Linked DNA regions of Mus musculus: region 1 is linked to region 2. A link is a contact called in ENCODE POLR2A ChIA-PET data. All regions are on one chromosome and are shown on one strand. Each heading gives the region's core, a stretch centred on a gene start or an enhancer-like site at or near the end of the contact. The rest is flanking DNA. Distances are from core to core; before and after follow the strand shown.

Evidence for each region. ChIA-PET counts read pairs that join two places held with the same protein, here RNA polymerase II (POLR2A).
Region 1: POLR2A ChIA-PET joins it to region 2 with 31 read pairs in Patski. The contact joins the promoter of Atp8b2 here to the promoter of Il6ra in region 2. POLR2A ChIA-PET finds 5 or more read pairs at or near these places in 4 of 5 experiments (Patski and embryonic stem cell).

The regions. Positions count from the first base shown.
Region 1 is chr3:89,960,843-89,966,799 of GRCm38, forward strand. Atp8b2 (ATPase, class I, type 8B, member 2) reads right to left here and starts at 2,496. Exons shown (of 28, transcript NM_001081182.3): 1 at 2,315-2,496; 2 at 233-299. The coding sequence starts at 263. It also overlaps the pseudogene Aqp10-ps.
Region 2 is chr3:89,909,072-89,915,556 of GRCm38, forward strand. It overlaps Il6ra (interleukin 6 receptor, alpha), which reads right to left and starts at 4,125. Exons shown (of 10, transcript NM_001310676.1): 1 at 3,884-4,125. The coding sequence starts at 3,968.

The sequences.
Region 1 (5,957 bases), core at 1,246-3,745, 50 kb after region 2:
GCCAAAGAGTAGGTATTGCAGATGCTTTTGAGTTAAGAGGTTGGTGACTAGCAATCACGGCCGAGCATCAGCCCAAGGATGAAATGAATTTAGCTTCTTAAACTACCCGCTCAGGACGCCTAGTCCTTTTTTCTCAGAACCATACTAGTCCTTCCTCTTCCCTTGGCTCCCTCAGTCATAACAACAGCCATTTTCATCATGCCCCCAGAGACCCACTTCTTGCCTCTCTTACCTGGGGGGCGCTTTTTTGCACACAGTGCCATCTCACCCAGCAAGGTTCCAGCAATCCATGGGAGACCCTGCAAGAAAGTAACAGACACACGCAGAATTCTTCACTGCCCACATCAGATGCCTTCTGAAAACTATCCTAGCTCTGCTCTGCCCTGCCCTCCCCACCTCCTCCAACTCCACTAACGCTCACCTTCCTGCACTGACATGAAAACCTGAGAGAAAAGGGAGGCCTTCCCTCTGTCCTGGAAAACATGAGGGAACTGAGAATTTACAGAAGCCAGAGCCTATAGGGAAAGGGCCTAGAAGAGACCAGATATAACAAGTGAGACGTAGCTCTCAAGGTATCCACCTGAGGAACAATGGCTGTCCCGTGTGCCGTCCTAGTGGCAATGACAGCTGCTGCCGGTACTAGAAAGCAGAATGTGCCCTAGTGGGTTGGGTGGAGAGCTAGGAACCAGGAAACACCTGGCAGAGCATCAGGAAGCAGGGTGGCCATGTTCCACCCTTCTAGAAAGCTCCTAATGTCCCCACCCCTACTTTCATTACTGGGGCTTCCATTATCACCTCCTCCCCAGGAGGGTTCTCATCAGACACATGGCCACCACTTCCTGCAGACAGTCCTCAAACCATTTCCTCTCAATCTTGTCCAGCCACCCTCTGGGGCCATCAGAGAGGTCTTCCCAGTCCTGCTAAGGGGTCACCATTCTCTCTCACCCCGAGTCTACTCCAGTCAGAATGACACTAAGAACAGGCTCAAGAGAGCCTCTGCTTCCTCCCACCCTCTCATGTACTTTCTCCTAAAAAGGTGTAAGTCCAGGCCACAGGAAACTCCTCTTCCTTCAGATGGAAAGCCTTGCCCCTCCTTAGTTCCCTTGCCTCTAGCCTGTCAGTCCCAAGAGATACTAATTGCCTGTCTGCCCAATCTCTGTAATTACTGACTGTGGTCCTAGCCCAGCCATCCTCTCCCGCTCTCCCTTCACTAATGTGCACTCCCTCCTTGACCTCAGAGCAGACAGTCCTGAGGGGCACTAAGTCCTTTTCACTCCTGACTCTCCACAACTGTGGCAAGCAACAGTGGCTGCCCCCTTGGCTCTGGAAGAAAAACCTCATGAACAATTTGGCGATGCCAAACCCTCTTCCAGGGCCCCAGCCAGGGTCTCCACCCAATCTAGAGCATGAGTCACGGGGAGGGTGGAGTGTGGAACCAGACGCTAAAGGAGAGGATGCAGGGTGGGCATTGCTGGCTCCTACCCAGCCCCACTCGAGTGGGAGGCTATCAAGCATCGTTAGCCCTAACATCTGGGTCTTCCTTCTTGGAAAGAGTTAACAGTGGAGCAAGCTGACCATCAAGCGTCAAGTCTGGATACAGATCAGGAAAGTACTTTTACCTCTAGGACCCTGGGGAGACTGAGAACAACTTTGGCCCCAATCCTCGAGAGGGGTGCAGTAACAAGGTCCCCCTCTCAGGATATCCTGGTTTTCTAAACCGACTAGGCCCACCAGCCACGTCGCCTTGCCCCGTCACCCTACCCCAGCCCCCTCTGCAGCCACATCTGGGATAAAAATAGCCAGCCATGGGAAAGAGGCAGCGCTCCACGAAGGAAAAAAGACTCCTCCTCTGGGTCTGGCCTCCGCTCCTTTCCAACCAAGAGCCTTTTCAGGGGAAGCTAGCAGATAGACGAGACAGGAGAAAACAATAATACCGGAGGCCACCTTCCTTCCCTCTCCAAGGACAGTATCCAGGACCCACCACACAGCTCTGAGCTCCCAAAGCTAACATCCCTGGCACCCTTGGTTTTCCTGGGGCACAGAGAGACCTCCACCTTCCCGGGACAAATCCTATCAGCCCCAAACTCCCTCTCTAGGCACCTAAAGGCTGGCACCAGGTTACTCCTCACACCCCAGCTCCGCACGCCCCTTCGGGGCCCCATTTTCCCAGCTTGCGCACAGCTACCGGTTCTCTCCATCCTGGTAGCCCTTCTCTCCAGCCTCCCACAGCCGCTCCCCGTGGCACCGCTGCCCGCGCCTCCCAGAGCCGACCCTCCCGGTCCACACCCCCGGCCCCACGGTGGCAGCGCCTTACCTTAGCGCTCCGCGCGCGGCGCTCGGCCCGGCGGCCCCGTCCGGCCCATGCCGGGGGCTGGGGCGGGGGCGCTCGGCTCCGCTGCCCGCAGGCTCCCGCCCCCCCACAGCAGCCCGGCTCTCCTGACCCCCCCGGGGCCCCGGCCCGCTACTTTGTGTCAGTTTCGGCCGCGGGGCGGAAGTGACGGCTGCGGCCACGGGCGGGGGGCGGGAGGGGCTTTGGGGAGGTGAGGGGCGCGGCGTGCGCCATCTTGGTGCGTAGGGAAGGGGGGGGTCCCAAGCTCCAGCCGGGACACGCACACAATCGGCGAGGCTGGAGGACGCTGGGATGCTGCTGCTTTATTTTGGAAGCCAGAAACCGAGCGAATGCTGCTTTCTCTGCCAGAAACCATCTTCGGGGAGGAGCCTGATGCGGGAGTAGTGATGAAGAAGCCCCGTAGCACACTTCTCTCTAGCCCAAGTCTCTGCTGTGCTTCCCTCCTCGCCCTGGCTCATCTCAAGGCCTTTCACTTCCTGAAAAGGCACAGCTATGCATTGACTGGGAGTTGTGCCTCAGTTTCTCCACTTGGTTCTCCTGACGATAAGTAGTTGACTTTGCCCCTTACCACATTCCCTTGGGTGGTATATTACGCGCGCGGACACACACACCTCGAAGAACTATCTGAGGTCGTTGGCGCTCCTGTCAGGCCAAAGGTAGGAAACGTAGAGATTTCCCGAGCTGGCAGCCAGAAGACAGGAAGATAGCTCCGAGGCAGAGCCCTTGCCTAGGCCCTAAATCAAATCCCTAATGCCACAAAGTACGAGTGGTTTTGTTGTGTTGTTGTTGTTGTTTTGAGTCAGTGGGAGGGGATGTCTCACTATGTAGCTCTGAAAGGCCTGAAATTCTCAGAGACCCTAGGCGTGCTCCATCACTTCCGAGTCAAACTTAAACTGGGTTTTGTTTGTTAAAAAGATTCACTCTTAAACCGGGCGTGGTGGCGCATGCCTTTGGTCCCAGCGTGCGCCTTCGATCCCAGCACTCCGAGGCAGAGGCAGGCGGATTTCTGAATTGGAGGCCAGCCTGGTCTACAAAAAGTTCCAGGACAGCCAGAGCTATACAGAGAAACCCTGTCTCGAAAAACCATTAAAAAAAAAAAAGATTCACTCTTGTTAGGTGTGTTGAGTAACACGCTGAAGTCAAAGCCGTTATGGTCTGCATAGAAGATTTCAGTACTCCATAGGGAGACCTCGTCTTAAGACGAAAAAGTGAAGAAGGGAGAGTAGAGGAAACCAAGCTTCTCTCGAGAAGCTCCCAGGCCCTACCCCTCAAAGGATCCTAGGATCCCTCCACCCACCCGATTCTAGAAACCTTCCCAAAGCCAGCGTGCACACCCTCTGGCGGCTCCTTTAAGGAACTGCGTGCCTGGAAGCTCCCAGGGTAGAAGACCAGTCTGGAGTCCTTCAGGAGTGGTAAACAGAAGTGTCCTAGTCTGGCATAGTAATACAAAGAATATCTGTCTTGCGTGCTGGCCAGCTCATGGTGCTCTTGCAGAGTGGGATAAGATTGGTCCTTGTCACAGCTTACACTCCAGCTGAGCTAGAGTAACCAAGTCTGAAGCCTTGAGTTGAGATGCCATCACCTTTGGAAATGGTTCTAAATCCTCAGGATGGTGCAGAGCCACCAGGAGCTGGTATTCGGCTGTGCCCAGGGTGGCCCCCACCATAGGAGCCACTGGAGGCACCCACCACCAGCCATTACCAGCGCTGTAATGGAAAGACAAAGGGAGGGGTCAGAGGTGGCTCTTAGACACACCTCTTCCCATAAGCCAGGACTAGTAAGGCAGGCCCTCACACTATTCCTGTCATGACATCCAACAGTGAGCATGGGTTCACATTCATGAATGGGAAGCACTTAGGAAGCAACCCCCAGCAGAACTTAGTCCAACCTCTAGTCTTGCAGAATAAACTGAATAGACTTTTTTACGGATGGAGTCACTAAAGCCCAAAGTAGTAGTATGGCATGCCCAAGGACACCTCTGAACCTACTATATGCATGAAAAGGGGGAGGGGGGATGCAGGAGAGCTATGAAGGAAGGGAGAACTTGCCAGCTGAAGAAGGAACACTGTTCTAAGAATACAAGGGCAGTATGTAAGTGGATAGAACTCAGGTTGGACATGGTAGCACATGCCTTCAATCCCAGCACATGGAGGGATCTCTGCCAGCCTGGTACATAGTGAAACCCTGTCTCAAAAAAAAAAGGGGGGGGGAGGAATCTGGAGAACCATGGACAAAGCTATTAATAGGGGTAAATGGAGGACTGTACCAAGGGAAGCTGTCTCCTACCTGAAGACGCCAGGGCCCCAGCCAGCAAAGTAGTGAAGATCCTTGGGCCCAGGTCCCGGGCAGGGTTGAGTGGAAAGCCACAGTTTGCACCCATGGATAGTCCAATGGTGAGGATCAGCAGTCCCACCACCACCGGCTCCAGACCTGCAGGCGCTCCTTTATTCCGTCTGTCTAGGGTCGCTAACAGCCCCACAATCAGCATCCAGGTACCCAGAACCCTGAGGTTGACAGAGGTCGAAGGAAAGCCATCAAGTGACACATAGGTGCTTCATTTGCCTTCTGTCACTCAAACACACTGTGCCACCCCCTCTATGCCATCTGTGCAGCAGAAGCTACGGGACCAAGGTAGAATGAACCCATATTCCACCCAAAATCTGAACAACGAGCTGGGATCCCAACAAACAAGGCAAAGTGCGGGACTTTCCCATATCTTCTGCTCATACTTACCTGATCCAAGAAGCCATTGTTCAGGGACAGATAGGGGGAAGGGTAAGTGGCAAAAATGGAGGCTGCCTCTTTGGGACCGGTCACTGTCAGGTTCCCACCTGTGTAGTTCTGTAGGGCATCCTCAAGAGAGAGGGGCACTCAGAGTTTCCATCTTTGCAAGGCACCTCTGCCCACAACTGTCCCCGATCACATTCTCTTACCATAGTAGAGAATGTAAGTGGCCCCTGAGGCACAGAAAGCAGACAGCAGTTGCACAACGCAGTAAACGGGGAGCTTGGCCCAGGGGAGGCGTCCCACCAGGCACATGGCCAGAGAAAAGGCTGGGTTTAGGTGGGCTCCTTCACAAGATCAAAGGGGAAAGACAGTGTTAGGTACCACTGCCAAACACTGTCACAACACCATGCTTTCTCCTGCAATGCTTATTTCCATTACTTAGTTTAAACAAGGCTCAAAAACTGGAGAGATGGCTCAGCGATCAAGAGCACTGGTTGTTCTTGGAAAGGACCTGGGGTTATCAGCATGGCAGCTCAAAACAATCTGTAACTCCAGTCCAAGGGACCCGTTGCCCTCTTTGGGACACCTCATGTACTTGCACAGACATACATCCAGGCAAAACACCCAAACATATACTTTTTAAAAAGTGATTTGCCAGAGTGGAGAGATGGCTCAGTGATTAAGAGCACTGGCTGTTCTTCCAAAGGTCCTGATTCAAGGACCTTTGCTCTGCCAAAGGTCCTGAGTTCAAATCCCAGCCACCACATGGTGGCTCACAACCATCCGTAACAAGATCTGACGCCCTCTTCTAGAGTGTCTGAGTGTACTTACATATAATAAAATAAATTAAAAAAATAAATCTTAAAAAAAAAAGGTGATT
Region 2 (6,485 bases), core at 2,875-5,374:
TTCCCCTCCGCTATGGGAAAGCCCCATGAGCAGACATGCACAGCCACACCAGCCACAGCTAGCCACTGCGCACTGCAAGTGACAGGCGTGATGAAGGACAGAGATTTGTCCTGGTTTTTGTTTGTTTGTTTGTGTTTTTTTTTGAGGGTTCCCCTACTCCCCACCCCCACCCCAACCCTGTCTCTGTAGCTTAGGCTAACCTAGAGCTTGCAATCCCCCTGCATCAAGTTCCCATATGAGTTACACCATCAAGCACATCTAGAAATCACCCTTTTTTCCTCTTTCTTGAACTTGCTGTGGAGACCAGGCTGACCACAAACTCACAGAGATTCTGGCACTAAGGGCATGTGCCACCATACACAGCTTTTGTTTTAATTACATTTATTTGTTTGTTTGTTTATGTGCATGCACTAGCCACAGTACATATGTAGAGGCCAGAGAAACAGAAACCCTTGGGAGTAACACCTCCCCCCCCCCCCGCACCCCCCCCCCCCGCCGGGTCCCTAGCTCATCAGCCCTGTCGGCAGCAAATGCCTTTTTTTATCTGCTGAGCCATCTCATGTGCCCATTTTACTTTTTCTATTAATTTAAGGTTTAATAGCTTAAACTCACTTACTGGCTCATCTGAGATAGCTTTAGCCCTGGATTCAAGCTGATGACTGAGTGGTGGCACTCAGGCCTGCAGGGGCAGATGGAAAGCTTGCTGAAGGAGACATCTGTTTGAAGCCAGAAGCTCTGAAGTTACTTTGTTTACATAACCCAGCTATGGCCACACTTGCGCCTGCACAGTTTGATGCCAGTCAGATGGGGTAGAGAACAGGCAGGCTCCTGTTGCTTTAGGGTCCCAGTCAGAAGGGTTCCTCTGTCTAGCTGACTGCTGAGACAATCTGTCCCTGGAGAGTTGGTACCCAGTGTCAGGTCAGAGAGACTGAACTGGCTCTGTCTCAGGATTTGCTTTTGGCCACATTCAGGATCCTTTATAGGGTGGAGTGTGCATGACGGATCCCACTTGGTCCCCAAGGGCTTTACAGGGAATACATAAATATGTGTTGCAACGAATAAACAAGGGGAGGGGCAGAGCCAAGGCGGGGAGAGGCTTCTGGTCACAGGGAACCTGGCAGGGGAAGAAGGTCTTTTACTCATCCTGACCATTAGGCAAATGTCCTCAAGCCAGTGCCCAGGGGCCACAAGGAACAATTTGTTTTTTTTCAAAGTGTAGACCTCACTCTCTGCTCTTCTGATACATGTTTAATGAGTGGCCAGGGGTCAAGAATTGTCATTTTTGGTTGGGTACCGTGGCCTTTGATCCCAGCACTCAGGAGGCAAAGACCTCTAAGTTCAAGGCCAACCTGGTCTACAGAGTGAGTTCCAGGGCAGCCAGGGCTACACAAAGAAACACCTGTCTCAAAATATCAAAAAAAAAAAAAAAACAAACAAACAAAAAACCCACAAACCCTAATGTTTTAAAAATTGTGATTTTTTTTTTACAAAGATCTATCCTTCCTAGCCGAAATTTGATGCTAGATAAAAAATATATCCTTCAGAAAAATACTGATTCAGGGTGAGGCTAGGAATACAGGTAGGTTTTGTAGACCGAAAGAGGTTGTCCCAGAGGGAATTCAGAAGTCAGGAGGAGATTTAGATACATAGGCATCGGTGCTGCTGCGTGTTTTCTTGCCTTACAGAAGGAAAGGGGGACTGAAGCCACCCATGCCCAGCCTGTCCTCAGTCAGCAGCGCCTAGAAAGTTTGACCTGGCAGAAGCCTCAGTCCCAGCTGGTCCTGGGCCCCAGGTGGAAGAAGACACAGGAGTCCTAGCAGGCCCTGGAGGGGCAGACTATGAAAATCCCACCTGTTGGTGCTGGAGTGATGGCTCAGCAGTTAAGAACACTGGCTGTTCTTCCAGAGGACCCAGGTTCAATCCCTGCACCACATGGCAGCTCACAACTGTAACTCCAGTTCCATAGGATTTGGAACCCTCACACAGACATGAATACATGAAGGCAAAAACCCACTAAGGATGATGGATGGAGGAGAGTGTGTGTGTGTGTGTGTGTGTGTGTGTGTGTGCGTGTGCTGAGCTATCTCGCCTGCCCATATATATATGTTTATGTATATCTTCCACCCATGGGTTCCCCCCCAGAGAGCCATCTCCATCTGGCCTCACTTCTCTAAAGCCAAACATCTCAGTCATTTGCTCCACACTTCCTGTTTGGTGCTTGTTTCTTGATTGTCACTCTCCAGTTTGTAGCTGTGCAAGTGTGGGTGTGGGAGATGGGCTGGGGACTTCTCTGCCTCTTCCTTCTAAACTGGCAGGGCTTTCACTTCCTCCCCAGACTCCCAGTTCTGCCTTCTAAAGGCTGTTTGGGTCAGAAGACACCCCCACCCTTGGGTGTCCTTTCTGAACCACAGGAAAACAGAACTCGCTGTCTCCGAAGTGCCTTGCAGCTCCTTAGGAACAAAGGGAAGTGGTGGTGGGGGCGCTGGGGTATGTTGAGTAGTAACTGAGACAGGCAGAGAGGCCCAGTCCTGCTCTCCCAAGATGGAAGAGAGGACCTCAGTCCTGCCTGGCACCATGAACAGCTAAGCGGGGATCTTCTCTTTCATCAGTGTCTTCTCCCCCAGAATCCCACCAGATGATAGTGGTGCTCAGCCTACCCCAGACGCCCTCAGCTGTACCCACAGGAGAACACTGAGACACGGAGGGGCCTGATGCTTCCCATTGCATCTCTCTGAACCTCAGGCTCCTCCCAAAGCTTTATGTCAATCCTGTAGAGGATTAAAAACGTGTAAAATACAGGGTGGGTTAATACCTGAAATCCCAGCACTCAAGAGATAGAGGCAGAAGAGGCACAAGTTTGAGGCCAGCCTGGGTTATGGGAGAGCCTGTCTAATATATATATATATTTTCTTTATATATATATATATAAAGAAAATATAGGTAGGGGTAACAAACCAAGCTTGAGGAATTCTACCTTCCAGGCAGAAAGAAAGCCTGGAAGCCACTGTCCCCACGACCAGCACAGGATAAATCTCCCCCATGTCCTTTGGCTCTTTCTATGTTGTTGAATAAGCCCTCAGCCCCTAAAATAACCTGTAGAGAAGCAGTCTCCCAGTTCCTCCAGAAGAGACCAGGCAGGCTGCTGGGCCTGAAGCCAGAGCCCACAGAGAGGCCTAGACCTACAAGGCAGAGTGCAAGGAAGGTAAACACAGTGCCCCTACCCTACCCTCCGCCTGGTCCACCTGCTAATCAGGGAGGGCTGGGGCAGGGGGCGGAGGCACAGTTCCAAGAGGTCCCACATCCTTTGCTGTCAAACTCACAGGATTGGGATGGATGTGGGTGTTGGCATTCTGCATGCTAGGGCTAGTTGGCTAAAGGAGTAAGTTTGTGAGGCGGGAACACCCATGACTCAGAGCCCATGATGTCAGACCCTTCACCGTCGGGTCACTGTCATTACACACGACATGGAATGTAGTAGAACTAAGGAAAGCCACGCGAGGTGCCACAACTAAAGCAGAGAGAGCCAGTGGCATAAAGGACTCTCCAGAAGGGACTACTACTGTTCCACTAGGGCGCGCCCTCTGGGTATCTCTTTTTGGAGCGACCCGGGATGCAGTTGAGTAAGACTGGGAACACTGGGAACCAGACACCAGAGTCAGGTTTCAGGAAAACACACTGTCCTGTACTCAGACTTGAGGTAACTGGCCAGACACAGACAGGAGCACGCAGTTATAGGCGCTAGACGCAACAGGGGGCGCGCGAACCTCCACCGCGTCAGCACAGGTGAGTCAGCCCAGGCTAGCAGCCGGTACCGGCGGGGCTCACTCTGCGAACGGAACCAGACAGTGTCACATTCCCCACGCCCGCTCCGGGTTCCTCTTACCCAGCGCGCGGCAGCTCCCGAGGACCAGCGCGACCGCGGGCGCGGCCAGCAGGGCGACCAACAGCGTGCAGCCGACGGTCAGCATGCTTCCTTCTACGCGGGACGGCGGGCGGCAGAGCGGCTCCGCAGCCGGGGCCGGGCGGCCGGCAGACTGGGGCAGCGAGAGCAGTCGCCCTCGGCCTCGGGCTCCACACTCAGCTCGCACTGCGAGCGCTCGCCCCGGCGTGGCTCAGATCGGTGTGGGCGCGACTTCCCACATGCACGTGACACACAGCAGCCGGCCGTCCTGGCAACAGTGAAACATTTGAGGAACCGGTGCTGAAGCTCCTCTTGGCAGCCCCGGCTCGCGGTTACGAAAGCCCAGTAGGATGGCGCAATCGGCCAGCGCTCCGGGCCACCGGAGGGGGTTACTTCCTGCAGCCGCGCCACACCTGAGCCCCCAGGGACCCCCACCAGGGCCCCTCCCCAGGTTTTGACGCTGAGATAAGGAGAAATATCCCCCTCCTTCCTTCCATCCGCGCCTCCGCTTGAGTTTTGCTTTCATGAGCGCCAGCCAGTGGCTCTGGCTGTTAAAGTAGAAGGCAGGTCAGTGTCCTGGGTGCTTACGGGAATCAAACAGGGAATCCGAAAAGACACCGATGTCTGCTTCGAGCCCAGAGATTGTGATTTAATTGGTCTGAAGGAAAACTTAGGCGTCCATAACCTGAGAAAAAGATTTCCTCTCATCTTCCAGTGGAGGAGCAGCTCTTTGAAGGCTACTGCAGAGGCAACGAAACCAGTGTGCGCTTTTGAGTCTGGCCCAGAGACACATGTGTTACCCTCCTCAAGATTGCTATCCCGATCCGGAAGTCTCAGTTTTCTCACCTATTAGAGATGTATTTTTAAGCCCATGATAAAGATTCCTGGAAACACTGTCGATGTACCTGGAGCCTAACTGCTCAACAAGGAGTAGGGCTTTGATTACCCATCATGACTTGACTGGACACAAAGGAACCGGCGTTTGCTATTTACCAGACTCCACCAAGGTTCCCTTCCAAGCTACAGAGCTTGAAGCTACAGGGCAGCTTCCCATGCAAATGCAGAGGGAAAGAAACACACTGAAAAGAAAATTTAGGGCTGGTGAGATGGCTCAGCGGTTAAACGCACTGACTGACTTCCGGAGATCATGAGTTCAAATCCCAGCAACATGGTAGCTCACAACCATCTGTAATGAGAAACAAATAAAACCTATGGGCCTGAGCGAGCCGGGCCGGAGCAAGAGGGAGAAGGGAAGGGATAAGAAAAAAAAAAGAAAGAAAAGAAAATGTAGATGGGGAGCCCTGGACCTACACCAGTATGTTTTAATGTATTCTTCCATTTCAGGGTTCAGCTGATTAGAGTCCATGGGGCAACTGGAATGTGTGTGTGCTGGCTGAACCCCTAAATAAGACATGACCTTATTTAAGCAACATGCTGGCCTCAGACCTAGGCATCCACCGCTCTCTGTGGATGTCAGAACCAAACCTGTACCCAGGACAATGGGATTGGTTTTGATGGCACTTCCTCAGCCACGCTATAAGTCGGAGAGAAAGGCATGGTTGTTCTCTCTCCCTGTGGTGGGGCAGGCATTTGGGAAGCAGAAGCAGGTGAATAGCTGTGAGTCTAAGGCCCTGTCTAAAAAAAATACATATTTTTTTCTCCTGCTATTTAAAATGGGATTAAATAGCAAGAGGATGTGGTAGTACACACCTGTAATCCCAAAACTCTGGAGGCTGAGGCAGGAAGATCCAGAGTTCGAGGCAAGCATAGTGGAACTTGCCCTATCTTAAAAATATAATTAATTTCCAACAGACTCTCATTGTGCTGCCTCCTTCCTTTCTGTGGTAAACAGAGACCTGAAAATAATTGCAGAGAGACAAGTTGCTGGCCTGAAACAGGAAGGCTACAGAAGGCTGCCAGCTCAGATAGAAGGAATGTTGAAGGCAAGAGCAGACATCTCAGACACGACCCGGCAACCCTGGCCAAGTGGCTTCCCCCCATCCACCCCGTTTTGATCCTGGAGTGTGGGGGGGGGGGTGTTCCATAGTCAGATGAGTTTAGTTCCCATCCCAGGTCTACTGCTTGATAGCTGTAGGATTTGGGCAAGTTATAGTTAATTTCTCTGTGTTGTTTAGATATTTCTCAACCCTAATTTTAATGATGGTTTTTAAACACTTTAACCTCCCTCCTAGAGGCAGTGGAAATGGAAAGTTATTAGGATACAGGAATTAGGTAGTTAGGATATTAGGAGGTGGATCTGTCTAGAAATTGTTCTTTGGAGCAAATCCCATCCACTTGCAAATACTTGATGAATATAGCAGCAGTCCAGGTCGGTAGTGTCAGGATAACAAACACAAATCAACAGCAGTGTTGGCACAACCTAGCAGAAACAGCCAGGCCTCGGCCGAATCTGCATGAGTTAGCAGGAGTGATTAGGCCTGGAGAAGTTCTTTGCCTTACTTCTCTTAACAAAGTGAAGATCAGCGAAGAAGACCAGGAAGCATTGCAAAGCTAGCTATGCAAGCAAGCCCTTTCCCACTGTCCATTGAGTCTTAGTTATCCGCTCTCCAAACATAACGTGTTC